Regions from separate parts of the Homo sapiens genome. Here region 2 is linked to region 1. A link is an interaction called in ENCODE POLR2A ChIA-PET data of the cell type or tissue named here. Cell type or tissue: endothelial cell of umbilical vein. All regions are shown on one strand. Links, peaks and the distances in the headings refer to the core of each region. The heading gives the core; the rest is flanking DNA.

The links. Peaks named below come from ENCODE experiments on the same cell type or tissue, not always from the same donor. Only the 100,000 strongest peaks of a DNase experiment are listed, where the experiment ranks them.
Region 2: POLR2A ChIA-PET joins it to region 1 with 10 read pairs; 2 of 35 experiments call an interaction of 5 or more read pairs at or near these places.

The regions. Positions count from the first base shown.
Region 1 is chr1:2,356,212-2,364,529 of GRCh38, reverse strand. MORN1 (MORN repeat containing 1) reads left to right here. Exons shown (of 14, transcript NM_024848.3): 9 at 5,815-5,938; 10 at 6,932-7,098. Among named protein-coding and RNA genes, the nearest start is that of MORN1, 31 kb to the left of the region's middle. In endothelial cell of umbilical vein, for the core only: no CTCF peak of the experiment used is centred there; DNase peaks (open chromatin) are centred at 3,389 and 3,589.
Region 2 is chr1:2,497,053-2,505,370 of GRCh38, reverse strand. It overlaps PLCH2 (phospholipase C eta 2), which reads right to left. Exons shown (of 22, transcript NM_014638.4): 16 at 7,762-7,869; 17 at 6,724-6,848; 18 at 6,543-6,627; 19 at 6,141-6,287; 20 at 5,651-5,730; 21 at 2,962-3,259; 22 at 1-1,449. The coding sequence ends at 158. Among named protein-coding and RNA genes, the nearest start is that of PLCH2, 25 kb to the right of the region's middle. RefSeq lists an enhancer at 5,100-6,299. In endothelial cell of umbilical vein, for the core only: no CTCF peak of the experiment used is centred there; no DNase peak of the experiment used is centred there.

The DNA.
Region 1 (8,318 bases), core at 229-8,228:
ACCATCAGAGTGAACAGGCAACCCACAAAATGGGAGAAAATTTTTGCAACCTACTCATCTGACAAAGGGCTAATATCCAGAATCTACAATGAACTCAAATTTACAAGAAAAAAACAACCCCATCAAAAAGTGGGCAAAGGACATGAACAGACACTTCTCAAAAGAAGACATTTATGCACCAAAAAACACATGAAAAAATGTTCTGCTTTTCTTTCTTTCAATTTTTGGTTCATGTATTTTGGGGCTCTGTTATTGGGGGCATACACATTTAGGATTTTTATGTAGTTTAATCAGTTGATCCCTTATCACTGTGAAATTACTTTCTTTATCCCTAGTAACTGCCCTTACTCTTACATCTACTTTCTGTGATATTAATATGGTCACTTTTTATTTCTTTTGACTAGCATTAGCATGGTGTAGCTCTATCCATCCTTTTACTTTTAACCTGCCTATGTTTTTAAAGTGTACTTTTTGTAGACAGCATATCGTCGTCTTGCTTTTTATCCAGTCTAACAATCTCTGCCTTTTAACTGAACTGTTTATACCATTCACATTTAATATGGTTATTGACACAGTAGGATTAAATTTACCATTTTACTATTTTTTAATTTGCCCCAGCTGTTTGTTTCCCCTCTATATCTATTTTTATCTTTTTTGAATTGGGCATTTTTTATGATTCCATTTTATCATCTCTGATTTTTTTTATATATATATATATTTTTTTGTTTGTTTGTTTGTTTGTTTTTCTAACTGATTTTTTCTTTTTTGAGACAAGGTCTCACTGTCACCCAGGCTGAAGTACAGTAGTGAAATCATAGCTCACTGCAGCCTTGACCTCCTGGGCTCAAGTAATCCTCCTGCCTCAGCCTCCTGAGTAGCTGGGACTATAGGTGCACACCACCACGCCTGGTTAATTTAAAAAAATTTTTTTTTCTTTTAGAGATGAGGTCTCACTCTGTTGCCCAGGCTGCTCTTAAACTCCTGGTCTCAAGCAATCTGCCCACCTGGGCCTCCCAAAGTGCTGGGATTACAGGTGTGAGCCACCACGCCTGGCCCTCTGTTAATGTATTAATTATAACTCTTTGTTTTGTTATTTGAGGGATTACTTTAGGGTTTTACAACTCGTTAAGTAAAAGGGGATCATCATAAATGTATTGGAGGAGGAAGGGTTGGTCTTGCTGTGTCAGGGGTAGCAGAGGTACATCTTGACTTACCACAGTTTCTTTCTTTCTTTTTTATTTTATTCTTTACTCCTGGCAAGCTGTGACACAGTTATTTTCAAGAGATGTAATATACTACTTCATGCGTAAGAACTGTACAATTATATACCTTTTTTGCCAGTCCCAATTTTATGCAGTTGTTTTCATACATTTTATGTTCATATATGTAATAAAATTAATAATACGTTGTTATTTTTATTTAAATGACCACTTAGGTTTTAATGTGTACTTAATAAACAGTAAGCAGTCTCTTCTGTTGACCCACATTGCTGTGGCTTCTGGTTCTTCTCGCTTCTTCCTGTGGGTCCATATTTCCATCTGCTCTCATTTTCCTCTGCCTGAAGGACTTAATCTTTAACATTTCTTGTAGTACAGGTTTGCTAGTGATGAATTCTTTCCGCTTTTGTATGTCTGGAAACATCTTGATTTTAGTTTCTTTTTTTTTTGAGATGGAGTTCTGCTCTGTCACCCAGGCTGGAGTGCAATGGCGCGATCTCGGCTCACTGCAACCTCTGCCTCCCAGGTTCAAGCAATTCTCCTGCCTCAGCCTCCCAAGTAGCTGGGATTACAGGCGCCCGCCACCACACCCAGCTAATTTTTTTTGTATTTTTAGTAGAGACAGGGTTTGGCCATGTAGGCCAGATTGGTCTCAAACTCCTGACCTCAGGTGTTTTCATTAAATTTGGAAATTTTTCAACCATTATTTCTTCCAGTAATCTTTCTGGCACAGCCTCTCCCATGTGTTACCCATGATTGGGCTACTTGAGGTTGTCCCACTGTTTGCTGGTTCCCTTCCTTTCTTCCTTCTGTTTTTTCTTTTTAACTCTTTTTTTCCCTCGATGGTCCACTTGGGATGGCTTCTATAGCTGTACAGTTGACCCTTGAACAAAAACAGGTTTGAACTGTGGGATCCACTCATACACAGGTTTTCCTCTGCCTTGGCCACCCCAAAAACAGCAAGACCAACCCCTCTTCTTCCTCCTCCTCCTCAGTGTATTCAATGTGAAGACAGCAAGGATGATCTTTGTGATAATCCACTTCCACTTAATGAATAGTAAATATGTTTTTTGTTTTTTATTTTGAGTTGTCTCGCTCTGTCGCCCAGGCTGGAGTGCAGTGGCATGATCAGAGCTCATTGCAACCTCCACCTCCCGGGTTCAAGTGATTCTCCTGCCTCAGCCTCCCGAGTAGCTGGGACTACAGGCACCCGCCACCACGCCCGGCTGATATTTGTATTTTTAGTAGAGACGGGGTTTCACCATATTGGCCAGGGCGGTCTCAAACTCCTGACCTTGTGATCCGCCTGCCTCAGCCTCCCAAGGTGCTGGGATTACAGGCGTGAGCCACTGTGCCCAGACTTGTTTTCTTTTACTATGATTTTCTTAATAACATTTTCTTTTTTCTAGCTTACTTTATTATAAGAATACAGTGTTTAATAGATATAACATACACAATATGTGTTAATCAACAGTTTCTGTTATCAGTAAGGCTTCTGGTCAACAGTGTGCTATTAAAGCTGTGGGGAGTCGGAATTGACATGTGGATGTTCAGCCGCATGGAGGGTCAGCGGCCCTCATCCCCACGTTGGCCAAGGGTCAACTGCATTTCCAGGTTCATAAATCTTTTCTTCTGCGATGTTTAACCTGTTGTGAATCACATCCAGCATATTTTTTATCTCATACATTATAATTTTCATCTCCAGAAGTTTGACTTTGTTCTTTTTTCTTATTTATTTATTTATTTGTTAATTTTTTGAGACAGTCTCACTCTGTCTCCCAGGCTGGAGTGCAGTAGTACAATCTCGGCTCACTGCAACCTCCACCTCCCAGGTTCAAATGATTCTCCTGCCTCAGCCTCCCAAGTAGCTGGGATGACAGACACGTGCCACCACACCCAGCTAATTTTTTGTATTTTTAGTAGAGACGGGGTTTTGACATGTTGGCCAGGCTGGTCTCAAACTCCTGACCTCAGGTGATCTGCCAACCTTGGCCTCCCAAAGTGCTGGGATTACGGGTGTGAGTCACTGCGCCCGGCTCTTTGTTCTTGTTTATATCTTCTGTGTGTCTATTTAACTTTGGAACATGGAATACAGTTATGATCACCATGCTTGAATGTCCTCTACTGCTGATTCTAACATCCGTGTCAGTTTTGGACCGGTTTCAGTAGATGGATTTTTCTCCTTGTTATGGGCCATACTTTCCTGCATTCTTTGCATGCCTCATAATCTTTGATTGGATGCCAGACATTGTAAATTTTACCTTGTTGGGTATTGGATATTTTTGTATTCCTATAAATATTCTTGAGCTTTGTTCTGGGGCACAGTTCAGTGACTTGGAGACAGTTTAATCCTCTTGGGTCTTGCTTTTATGATTTGTTAGACAGGTCTGCTGGAGACCCGTCTGCCTCACACCAATGGTTCCCCATGACTGTGGCAAGACCCTTCTGAAAGCTTGCCCCCGCTTCCTGTGACCTCTGAGTTTTTCCAGCCTGGCTGAGGAGAACAGGCACCATGCCCAGTCCTGTGTGAGGCCCAGGTCCTGGTCCCTCTTAATTCTTCAGACGGTTCTTCCCCAGCCTCGTGGAGTTTTGTCCCAGGTGTGCTGAATGGTGCTCTGCTGAACACTCCAGGGCCTCCTGCGGGCTGCAGGGTCCTCCCTCTACTCAGGGTCCTCCCTCTACTCAGGGTCCTCTCTCTCCTCTTCGCTGCTCTGCCCTTTGAATTTTAAAACTCTGACTGTGTGCCTTGTTCCCCAGATTCTCTGCTCATTTTCCTCAACTGAGGGGTTTGTTGGGCTCTGCCTCAGTTTCCCCTCTCTGCAGCTCATCCTGCACGTTCTTTTAAGGCAGCAGCCAGGGCAATTATAGAGTCCACGCCGTTTGTTTCCTTCTTTCAAGGATCTGTCCTGAGTTGCCTGGTGTCCGGGATCCTGATATCAATTTCATTGCACTTTGTCGGCTTTCTTGGTTGTTGGAACCAGGGGTGTCAATCGATCCCAGTTACTCCATCCCCATACAGATGTCCAGCAGGCTACGCTAGTGTTTTTACATTTGACATCTTTGCTTTCCCAATCGTGTCTCCTTTGCCAGATCTTAGTAAGATGAGAGGCTGGGTTCCTGTTAACCTGTCCTCCATAGGACCTTGACCTCAGAGTCCGCATGACCAGGCCCTGGACCTGTGCCTAGTGCCAGGGGTGCAGGGCGTGATACATCATCCGTGATGATTGGGGGTAGCCCCAGGCTCTGAGGCGACCCCTCCACGGCCACCCCAAGTGGGAGCCTGCCTGGGCCCTGCTTTGTCCGAATGGCCCATGTTTGCTGAAGTCCAGTCATTTCCCACTTGAGAGCCCGTCCCAAAGCTCGGCATCCACTCTGGGGCACCGGACTGGTCTCCTTCCTCTTCTTCTTTTGTTTCCCTTTTTTTTTTTTTGAGACGGAGTCTCTCTCTGTCGCCCTGGCTGGAGTGCAGTGGCATGATCCTGGCTCACTGCAGCCTGCGCCTCCTGGGTTCAAGCGATTCTCCTGCCTCAACCTCCAAGGAGCTGGGATGATTGCAGGTGCTGCCACCACACTTGACTACTTTTTGTATTTTTAGTAGAGACAGGTTTCGCCATGTTGGCCAGGCTGGTCTCAAACTCCTGACCTCAGGAGATCCACCCGCCTCGGCCTCCCAAAGTGCTGGGATGACAGGGGTGAGCCACCACATCTGGCCTCCTTCCTCTTCCTCTTTGCTCCTCTCGGCACAGCCATCTTGCCTCCACCCACGGTGCCCAAGCCACTCCTCCCTGCTATCCAGCACTCCCACGTGGGGTCTTCTGGGTGTGGCTGAACACCCAGCTCCGCCACCTCCACCTGCCCAGCGGGGCCCAGAGCATCTGCACTCAGCAACTCAGAGGGACAGTGGTGTCCACTCCTTGGGCACAGTCCTCTGGGGGCCACCTGCAGCCTAAGGTTCCCAGGAGCAATGGGGTGCAGGATGGAGCAGCTGACTCAGCAGACACTTGGTGGGCACCAGCTGTGTGCCAGGCCCTGTGCTGGGTACCTTAGTGGAGGGGGGAGCCCATCCCCCCGGGTCAAGGTGGGAGATGGGCACGGAGAGCCTGCTATCTGCCAGGGTGATGAGGACCACCATGGAGGCCCCGGGAGCTTGTGAGTGCCAGTGCCACCCCACGCCCCTGACCAGCCCAAGGCCTGGGTGTGCCTGAGGTGAAGCCCTGAGGCTGGTCAGCAAGGAGATGCCTTCCCATAGTGTGCCAGCCCCAGGCTAGGGCAGGGGTGGAGCCAGGGGTCCCCGAGGCCTAGAGCTGGAGATTCAGGATCCAGGACCTGAGGCAAGGGGTACAGGGGTACAGGGGTATTGGGGTGAGTGTGGCCAGCACCAGAGATCCCAGGGCTGGGAAACTTCTGCAGGGCATGGGAGAGGAGCAGAGAGCCCACGGAGGGCAAGCCGGGGTCCTCAGCCCACCAGGGTCACAGCCACTGGCAAATGTGGCCCCGCTGAGTTATAAACACAGCGTCCCAGAAGCCTGCCCCGGGCCCGCGCACCCCGCTTCTGGGTGCCTGTGAGTGTTCACTGCCTGCTCCTCTCTCCTGGAAGGCGAGAGCGGCCGGGTCCTGCAGATCTCAGCGGGCGTCAGATACGTGCAGCTGTCAGCCTACTCTGAGGTCAACTTTTTCAAAGTGGACAGAGACAACCAAGAGACACTCATCCAGACCCCATTGTGAGTACGTGTGACACCAATGAGTTAGTTCTGAGTTTGTTTTGAGTTCATTTAGGTCACATTAATTCCTTGTCCTTTTTTCCCTAGAGACCTGGGCTAAGTCCTGGTTATGACAAATGAAATATTCGATGTCTGTTCTAAGGAAACAGCTCCCTTGAATTTCAGTACCTGACCCTCTGCTGTGGCCCCTCTTGCCTTCTGAGACCGCGAGCCCCTGGTCAGAGCCCCTAGTCTCCCCCAGCGCTCGGCCCCCAAGCCTCTGGGCCTGGGTCCGTGTCTGGAGTGGAGACATCAGGACTCCGGCCCTCGGGTGCTCCTGGGAGGAGGGTCGGCTGCAGAGATGCTCAGGCCTCTCTTGGTGCAGCCAGGAGGGGAGTGGCCCTTACCAGCCAGGCCTAGTTGGGCGCCACTCCCCACGCACACATCACCAGGCCTCCCAGGAACACGCTGGACCAGGCCAGTGTGTGCACAAACCCACACGCAAACAGAGGCCTGAGCTGCAGGACTCCAGGAAGAGGCCTCACTCTAAGCCCCGCAACATGAAAATCCATGCATTTTACCATTCACAGTCAGAACTTAGCAGTGCCCCAGGCGACCAGACCTGAGTGTGACGCCACAGCTCTCACACTCCCTTTTCCCACCGGCCCTTCTCCTGAGTTAAGGACTGTCTGACATTTGGGGTAAACTTGGACCCACTGTGAAGTCAGAACGCACCCGAGAGGTGACGCTGCTGGAGTTGTCATAAATAATAATGGGGGCGGCAGGCAGCTCTTCCTTCAAGCCAAGACCTGCTGTCTTCTCCCTGGCGAGTCTTTTTTCTCTCTGGGCCTCAACTGGCCCCATCCCAGCAGGAGACCTCCCAGAGAGGCTGAGTAGCGCTCCCTGGACTCAGTGTAGGCAAGTCCCAGGGTCCAGGGCGTGGGCCACGCTGTCTGCCTGCACCCTAGTTTGGTGTGGGGTGAGTAGAGCCAAGCTGCCCCCATTCCTTTGCAGTGGGTTCGAATGCATCCCTTATCCTGTGTCCAGCCCCGCAGCTGGGGTGCCGGGGCCCAGAGCTGCCAAGGGAGGGGCAGAAGCCGACGTGCCCCTGCCCAGGGGAGACCTGGAGCTGCATTTGGGTGCCCTCCATGGCCAGGAGGACACCCCTGGTGGCCTGCTTGGTAAGTGGAGCTCACAAACCAGTTGGGGGTGGGTGGGCCCAGGCCCAGCAGTCAAGGTGGGGGTGGGGTCATGGGGACCCAGAACCAGGCCAGAGCAGGAGCAAGCCGCACCCAGGGTCAGTCATCACGCGTGGGTGAAAGGAGGCAGGGCCGGGCAGCCCACATCCCCAGACAAGCAGTCACGGGTGGCTGCGGAGGCTCAAGCCGATTGTTCGTCTGCCGTGAGCCTGGCAGGGGCTGCAGCCTCGTGGGGTCCTCAGGGCAGAGTTCTGGGTCTACTTGGCTGAGGGCAGCAGACTCACCCAGGCCTCGAGGCCAGTGGCCAGCCTGGACACGGCCCCAGCCACTCCTGCCGCCCGGGAGCCCTCACAGCAGCCGCCGGCCATGGCTCTGGGGGCCGCGGCGCCGACTGCTCTCTCGAGGTCAGGGTTTCCCGCTGCTCCGCTTCTGCACGGGTTGCCTCACGTTTCTTCGTGGAGATGAGGCCCAGGTGCTCCGGCAGAACCCCCCAGCCCCCAACTCTGCCCCCCAAGGCTGGGGCCAGTGAGAACTGCACTTCCATAGAATGTGCGGCCTAGACTTCACAGGGATCATTCCAGAGTTACTCATGGAGTTGAATCAAAGCTTAATCCCTCCGGTGCAGCGAGCAGTGCACATCAAACCCTCCTGTGCAGTGAGCAGTGTGTGCGATTCAAACCCTCCCGCGCAGCACAGTGTGCGTCTCAGTGCCGGACTGAGGGAACAGTCTTGACAGCGTTGGGAGGCCCTGGGGTGCTGCCGGCCACCGGGTCCTTCTTGCCACAGCCCTGCACCCCAAGGCTCAGTAAACGGGGGTCGGGCGTGGGGGTCCCCACTGGACAAATGCCTGGCACTTTGAGTTTGGGGGCCTTTGAAGAGGGCCCAGCTGACAGCTGAGGTTCCCGGTCCCCAAAGCTGGGATCTGAGCCTGAGGTGCTGCTTGGGGAGGACACAGGCCGCAGGTTCCTGGGTTGAGGAGCACAGGGCAGATCTGAGAGGCTGTGCTGAGCCCAGATCCACAACTTAGCAGGGGTGGGCTGTGTGCCACCACCTTCCACATGCAGATAAATGTCCCAGGTTTGACGAGACGTCCCTGGTCATCCCCAAATGCGCCTCATATGCCAGCCCTTGTCACCTGCCTTGGCCGATGCGAGCTCAATCCCTGCCATGTCCCTGCCCAGCCCTTCCCACCACATGCAGCC
Region 2 (8,318 bases), core at 318-8,317, 140 kb before region 1:
CCCGGGAGCAGGGGCAGGAGGGAGGCAGGGGTGGAGGGGACACAGGGCAGCCAGGGGGACACAGTTTTGGGGGCCTGGCTGCCCTGTTTCCTGAGCAAACAACACGCCCACCCCTGCCCTGGGCCTCCAGAGCCGCCCAGGTTCCCACCACTGACGGTCAGAGGCGGAGCAGGACCAGGTTTTCAGCAGCCGCGGATGCTGGCCCGAGGGCTCCCTTGGAGGGTGCTGGTGCATCCACACTGCCCTCGTGGCCCACGGAGCAGGCGCCCTCGGGGGTGCCCCGCTCCTCTTCTGGGGGTCCCTGCCGGCCCAGGCCCTGCAGTCTCTGCTGCCGCTCCTGGGCCTGGCGGGCCCGGCTGGCAATGGCACGCACGCGGCTGTGGCTGCGGGAGGAGGAGCGCCGCACAAAACCAGGGCCCCCTGCCACCCCCTCCCCAGCCGGGCCCAGGCTGGTGGGTGACGTGATGTCTCCTGCCTGCTGGAAGACAGTGAGCCAGCGCAGCTGCTCTGTCAGGGTGTCCCGTCTCACCCCTGGCCCCGACACCCGCCGTGTCCCTCCCGGGAGGCCCAGGCTGTGGCTCAGTCTGCGGGAGCCGCCCTCAAAGCTAGGGGCAAAGTCATCAGCAGTGAGGTCGCCCAGGCTCTTGGACTTGGCAGCCACGGGGCAGTCCTGCACGCCCACCAGGGAAAGGCAGCCCCAGGGAGGCCGGAAGGGGAGGCCAGCCATCCTTGGGGCCAGGGACCTGGGCTGCAGTTCGTCAGGTATGGGAGGCCGCTGGCCTGTAGCCCGAAGGTTGGGGTTGGATTTGCTCTTGGTCACAGGTGGCAGGTCTGGGCGGGCAGCCGAAGCCGAGTGGGGCCTGGGGGGCAGGCGTCCCATGTGGGCTCCAGCGAGGTTCTCACGGCTGCGGCCCAGGCCCAGGCTGGGCAGGGAGAGGTCAATGACAGTGTCGCTGGATGACATGCTGGAGGAGGAGGAAACGCTGTCTCGGTGGCCACATGGCTCCAGCCGCTGCCACAGCGGGTCACTGCCCGTGGCATCGGAGTACACGGCAGGAGCTGGAAAGGGAGCGGCCAGGGGCCGCCACCCTCCCAGGGGCTCCGTGGGCACCTGCCCCTCACTCTTCACCCTTCTAATCACGGGCAGGTGGCCCAGGGTCCGGGGCTGGCTCCTGCCGTCCGTCTGGCTGCCGGGGGCCCTCTCGTATGCCCCGCCGGCGCCCTCGCCGTTGCACGGCCGAGGCCTGCTGTCTCGGGGCTCCTCAGTGTCCTCTAGGGGGCTTGCCACATTGGCTCCGGGTCCTGTGGGGTATGGGGGCCGTCCCTGAGAAGAGCTGGTGGGGACAGCCGCTGGTGGCGGGGGACCAGGGCCTGGGGCGGGCTCCTCAGCGATGGTTTCCAGGCTGCACAGTGGGGGGAGTGGCCGCTGCGTGGAGAGGGGGCGGGTGTCTGTGGGGAGGTGGGGGAGTGAGAGAGAGCCAGAGGGAGAAGCAGAAGAGAGAGAGGGAGGCAGGGAGAGAGGCGGAGAGGAGTCGGATCAGGGTGGTGTCCCCGGTGCCCTGTGCCGAGGGTCGCCAGGCCCAGCTCCCACCCCGAGGCATCCCCCGGGCGCGGCACACTCGGTGTCCCCACCCTGCTGCTGCTGGGGCCCAGTCCACGCCCTGTGCCGCACACGGGGCCCTCCTTGGGCTGGGACAGCACGGGACACCGGGGCTGGGCCCCGTTACCTGTCACTCGCCGCTCTCAGTTCCTAACTACGGAGGCAGCGTGGGTGGGGGCAGAAAGGAAAGCTTGGTCAGGGGGGTCTGGAGGGGCAGGGTGGTGTGGGGCGGGCTCCGTGTATGTCCCTCCCTCCAGGCTAAGGAGACACCCTTCTAGTGGGGTGCTTCAGCCCAAAGCAGCGAAGCCCTGGGGCCCAGGGAATCTACTCCACGCAGCACTCAGCAGGCTCCAGGCGTCCCAGGGGCGCAGGAGACGCCCAGCAGCTGCACTACCTGCCCACATCAGACTTCCCAGTAGGGACCCCTGGAGCCTGCCCTAGAGGGAGGTGGGAATGGGATGGTACGTGGCCCCCAGTCCCAGGAAAGGCATCAGGGGCCATGCAGGTCGCCAGCCGCCCAGGAGGTGAGTTTGGGGAAGCGCCCAGCCGGAGGGGCCCAGCATGTCAGGCCACAGTCCCGGCCCCAGACCCTCAGCAAGAGCAGCTGGTTCTTCCCAGCCTGTCGGGCCTCAAACCAGCTCCACCCAAGTCCCAGGGCCTCAAGCTCAGACAGGAGGGCTGGGGCTATGGGCCACAGGCAAGCCAAGGGAGCAGAGTGCCACGGAGACAGTGCCACGGATACAGAGCCACGAGCACGAGCACACGAGGCGACACCGTCCACGCAGAAGCAGCAGCAGGTGACCCAGGCCCAGCCATGCCAGGGGCGTGCGGGAGGACCACGCAGGGCAAGAGGGGCTTACCGGCGGAGAACATGGGGGATTTACTCCTGATCTCCTCCAGCTTTTGAGCAAACAAGGCACTCATCTCTCCCTGCAGGGCCCCCGGTTGCCTGCAGGCACCCTCAGGCCAGCGGGGGGACCTTTCGGGGATGCCCGGGCTGTCTGGGCTGCTGGAGTCCGAGGACATGGAGCCGCTACCGCCTGGACCCTGCCTCCAGGCCCCAGGACCCTTGGGGGCCTCTCTGCTTCTCCCCGGGATAGCGTGAGGGTCCAGGCCACAGCAGGGGGCCCCCAGTGAGTCAGCCCGGGCCCGGGGCTGCTGGCGAATGGCTGCCTGCCTGCTTGCAGGCCCCGGGCTGGGTGGCCGCTCCCTCTGCAGGCCCCCGGTGTTCACGCCGGCGCAGGATCCCACCACACACTTCATGCATGTGGCGGCCATCCCAGCAGGCCCGGGGCCGTCCAGGACACGCGGGGGCCGCACTCGCACAGGGCTCTTCTCTGCCACCGCAGCTGGCGCCTTACCTCGGGGGCTGCCGCTGCCGGGCCCCTCCTGGGCTGGGGCTTCCGGAGCAGGTCCGGGCCCGGGGGGCACCACATCGTCTGCCACCCCCTTGGAGCCTGTGTCCCGTGTACCCAGGACCAGCTCCGGGAAGCCCCTGCGGCCCGGCTTCTGGCTCTTGGTCGGGGCGCTGGCCGTGCGCCGCAGGATCCGCTGGCTAACGGAGGGCCGGGCCGGGGGCCGCCCAGCAGCATGACTGTCCAGCGAGCCGGGCTTTGGGCCTCGGAGGAAGAGGCCTTTTAGGCCCAGAGCCTGCTTGACCTGCAAGAGAAGGAGCCCATGTAGCTGTTGCCAGGGGTCCCAGCCCAGCTGCAGCTGCTCCCCCAGGGCCAGCTCTCCAGACCGTGCCACAGACGTGCCATGCGTGTCTCGGTCCGAGGGGCTGGGCCACCTCAGGCTGGGGGTGTGTGGACACACCAGGGCCTTCAGGAGCAGGGTCCCTAGGGCAGCTCTGCCTGGGACAGTAGCTGCTACAGATCTAAGTACACATGGCCCACCCCACCCTTCCGGCAGAAACTGCCCTCGCCTGACCTGTCCAGGGCATGTGGGGCCCTTGAGGGGCATGGAGAGAAGGTCTTTCCCTCCGGAGGAGAGACCTCGAGCCCCAGCCTGGCCCACCACAGCCTGCACCTGCTCAGAGGCCCGCAGCCCCCGGCGCTAGCAGGGGACACTGGCGTGGCACTCCCTGGTTGTGTGTGCCCCACCCTCAGGCAGGAGTAGCTGGTCCACAGCAGGAGTAGCCAGGTGCAGCGGGAGGCCCACTTGCCCGGCCCGTGTCCTGCCCACTCCCATGGTGATACTCGTGCCCTAGGAAGTACCACCTCTTCCAGGAAGCCTTCCTGAATTCCCCCAGGCAGCCTTTTCTGGTCTTGCCCTGCCCTCCACTCATGTGAGCCCCCAAGGCCCGCAGCTGGCTTGCTGCCCCCTGAGCCCTGCCAAGATGGGCTCAGACTCCCAGCCCACCAGCACCTGGCCACAGCCAATCTTCCTGGACAGCTGGGCCCAGGAGGTCCCTGCCTGGGCAGAACAGCTGCTGAGAGGGAGGCAGCCGCATCTCCAGGGCGCAGAGGCCAGAGGGGCCCTCACATGCCAGATGCCCCCGAGACAGCACCCACCGCGCCCCCATGACGAGCCGTGCTCGTGCACAGAGCGGCCCAGGCCCGGCAGGTGGGTCACCCCCCTGCAGGGGCGCCTCTGGGCAGATGCGTTCAGATGGCCAGCACTTGAATCAGCTTCCTGATTCAAGATCCCAAATCTACGCATTTGGTCACAGTGGCTGGGAAGCCATTTAGAAGCAGATCCGGGATTCTGGCTCGGAGCGCCGGCCTCAGGGGTGCCCTCATCCCATGCACTGGCATGGTTGGCAAGGACAGGGAGGGAGTGGGAGGCGAACTCAGAACCAACAGCCTGAGGGTCCGAGATGGGGGCAGGAGAGAGAAGGAGGGGGATAGGAGGGGCACAGTGGGGGCTCCAGCGGGCTGCCCGCCAGGGAAGGGGCTGAGGGAGGGGAGGGAGGACTGAGGGAGGGGAGGGAGGACTGAGGGAGGGGAGGGAGGACTGAGGGAGGGGAGGGAGGACTGAGGGAGGGGAGGGGAGGAGAGGCCAGTGAGAAGGCGGCCACCCAGCTGAACCCTGGATCTGCCTCGTAAATGCCACTATGGCTGGGGATGGCCAGGGCCCCCGGAGCCATGTCATGATCCACGTCACATGAGCGACAGTCTCCAAATGCTACCAGGAATCATGGATGCTAATGGGGTGCGGCCTGGGCATGCAGGGGCGGCGGGCCGCACTGTCCCGCGCACCGGGTACCTTCAAGGCTCCTAACAGAGCTGCACTTCTAAAAGTAGGCTGTGGCCATAGAGAAGCCGACTGCAAGACCAAAGAGACAGGGGGAGCAGGTGAGGCGGCCACAGCAGTGGCGTGGGGAGCCCTGCAGCCTGGGGGACGAGGAACAGATGGGTGGATAGACGGCAGGGGCTGGATGGCACCTCTGGGCCCGAGAGCATGGCAGGAGAGAGTCAGCACTGGGCCTGGGCAGGCCCCTCCTGCTGTGTGTGCGGGTTCCCCGAGGGCCAGCTGCAGCCAGCAGGACCCAGAGGGCACTGGGCCCCAGCTCAAAGCCAGGGCAGCAGGGCTGGCACCAAGACCACTTCCTGCGGAAGCCGAGGCCCCACCCTGACCTGGGGCAGGGGACAGACATGCTGGGTGTGGAGTCACAGGCAAACCCGGGCAGCTGCCTTCCACGTGACACCAGGAAGTAGAGGGGTGGGGGGTAGTAGAGGGGAGAGGGGCATCACTCGGTCCCTGCTGAGAAGCCAGATGGCAGCACTGTAGGGGTGGAGGCTGCAAGGCCCCCAAGAGTCTGAGACAGGCATGGGTGACACAGGGCGGGGCAAGGCCCGGAGCACTCAGGACCTGTCCTGCCCGAGATGCCCAAAGCCAGCCCTGAGATCAGAGGTGGGCACTGGTGGCTCAGGAGCCAGGCCCCCACAGCAGCCCCTCTTGAGATAGAGGAGCAGAGGCCCGGGGAGGGGACCCTAGGCCTCACTGCCTGAGTTCAGGACCCAGCACTGGGGACACATGGGGGGGCATGGGACAAGGGGCTGGTGTGGCCCCTCCCCATGATGGCTGGTGGCAGGGGGTGACACTCACCTTACCGCTGATGTCACTGACAGCCACATGCACGAAGATGGAGGCCTCTTCCATCCCTTCTAGGTACACGTGTCTGTAGCCTGGAGCAGTGTGGGTCAGCAGGGTCATGAGGTCACAGCCTCCCAGGGCCCCCACCTGCTCTGCCCCCCATTCTACTTAAAGGTCCCAAGACCCCAGATACACCCAACAAGCCCAGGCCTGGGGCCTCTGCCTCCTGTGGGCCCAGCACTACCCCACCTCCTCCAGGAAGCCCATTGGCATTGCACCAGCCTGCAGGGACCTCTTCCTGGGGGTGGCCCCTCCCCCACAGGCCATGCCCCTGCCTGACCCGCAGATCCCCAGGCTGGCTCTCCTCCCGTCCTCAGCTCCTGTCTCTTTGGTGCCAGGTGCAGGCCCACCTACACAGGCACTGACTCACAGGGGAAAGAGTACCTGCCCTGCCCTGGGGCCCTCGGCCAGTGTGGGGGGCACCGTGTCCACTCCTGCCCACCTGGCATCATGCTGCTGAAGGCCAGCGTCCTCTGGCCAATGAAGTCACGCCCGATGGGATCGTGGTCCCAGACGAGGAAGCGGACCAGCGCGATCTCCGGCATGTGCACCATGAAAACCAGGGTCTCCTCCCAGGTGGGGTTGAACCCTGGGGAAGCAGCGCCAGGAGGAGTGTCCCATGGGGAGGGCCCGGCCCAGCACCGCTCCAGCCTGGAGCCCCCGGCCCACACCACTCCCAGTGCCACTCCCGGTGCTGCTTCCGGGACTGCCCACCTAGAGGGGAGGGCGCCCAGGACTGTCACTGAGGGAGGCCTGGGCAGGGCACCCGGGCACACCAGGTAGCCCCAACCCTCCCCCCTCAGACTTCCATCACAGGTGTGACGGAGCCACGGCCCAGCCTCACCGTTGTCGTCCACCACGCGGGTCTGCTCCCTGCTGCAGTCCACAGGGAGCCCAATGATCTCCACCTCCACAAAGGGGTCGATGATCTGGGACACAGGAGTGGGGGTGGCATCAGGGCCCATCGCGATGCCCGGCCCGCCCCCAACTCCCACCCCTCCCGCCTGTGTGGGGCTGGCCCCCACCTCCCCACGGTCCCCCAGCATGGAGTCGCGCGGCTTGGGAAGCTGCTGGCCACTGATGATCCGGAGCACCAGCTGCTTCTTGAGCTGCCCGGGCAGGGGGTCCTCCGAGTTGGGGTTGAACACGCCTGAGGGGATGCCGGGGAGGTGGTCAGTGGCCCAGCCCTCAGCAAGCCCCCTGCTTGCTGGGGCATGGCTGCCAACAGCCCCCTCCCCAGCCCCCACATAGGAGACTGGAGCCGGTGCCAGGGGGAGGGAGGGAGGCAGTGGTCCAGGGGGGCACCTCGGGGTGCACCTGGCCCAGTATGGATCACCTTTGTGGCTACCGCAGCATGTGGGACAGAGCCCATGCCTCCCACAGCTGAGCCGAGGAGGTCACATGGCTTCTGGGGGTGGGTCTGGGTCCCTGGGGGTATGAGGGGTGGGGTCTCTGGTGACAGTGTCCCCAGGGCCCACTCAGGCTGAGAACTCTGAGGAGGGCAAGCCAAGGGCAGAGGTGGAAGTAGCTGGTCCACAGCAGGAGTAGCCTGGTCTAGTGGGAGGCCTGCTCGCCCAGCCCCTGTCCTGCCCTCTCCCATGGTGATACTCCTGCCAGGGCCACAGGGGGACCAAGCTGGAAGTCATCCACAGCAGACAAAACAGAGGTGTCTGAGAGCCGGGAGGAGGTTCCTCCAAACACCCAGCCCAGACCCAGGTCCTGAGACCCACAGAGGGGCCAGGCACAGGGGGCTGGGTCGCTGGCACTGGGGCCCCTCAGACAAGTCCTGCCATGAATCTCATGTGGGGCCCAGGCTCCCCAGTTCTCCATCCCTGGATTCCTGACGGAGCTGGGCCCTTCTTTGCAACGCTAGCAAGGAGGGTTCCCCCACCCACCTCCCCAGCATCCTGGGAGCTTCGTCCCAACCTGACCCTCCAGGGGACTCTGCCAAAGCCGCCCCCACCCCCTTGCTAGCCTGTGGGGCTCCGATCTCTGTTCTGGGGACACCCAGGAGGCCCATCCGAGCCCTGAGCGTCCGAGCCCTGAGTGTCCGAGTGCCTCACCCTGGCACATGCACCCAGGCTTGAGTACGTAGCCGCAGCCACCGTTGGCGCTGAACTTGGCTCGGTTCAGCTGCAGCATCCGCCCCTCTGACTGGTAGTTCAGGGCAACTGCGAGGGTGACACAAGGCTGCCCTGGTCAGCACCTGACCTTCCAGGTGTGTGCCCCGCCCACCCACCACCACACGCTAGCCTCCCCTGCACAGCTGCCGCGTATCTGCCGTCTGCCCCTCGTTCACCCAATGTGAATGGGACTCCAAGGTTCACACCTGTGCAGGACTGAGGCCAGCACATCCTGGAGGGACATCCCCGGAGCTGGCGCAGCCAGCCTCGCAGGCAGGTATCCCTGGGAGTAGGTGGACAGGCCTGCACCATCGCTCCCACATCCCCCACAAGGCCTGAAGGACCCTGCCCCAGTGCTAGCCTGGTGTCAGTGGCAGCCTGGTGTCGGCAGCATGCCACAGAGGTGTGGAGGCTCCAAGGGCAATAGAGCCCAGGACAGAACCGAGGCCCCAGCGGGTCCCCTGCTCGCCCCTTGGGCTTCAGGGACCGTCTGAGCC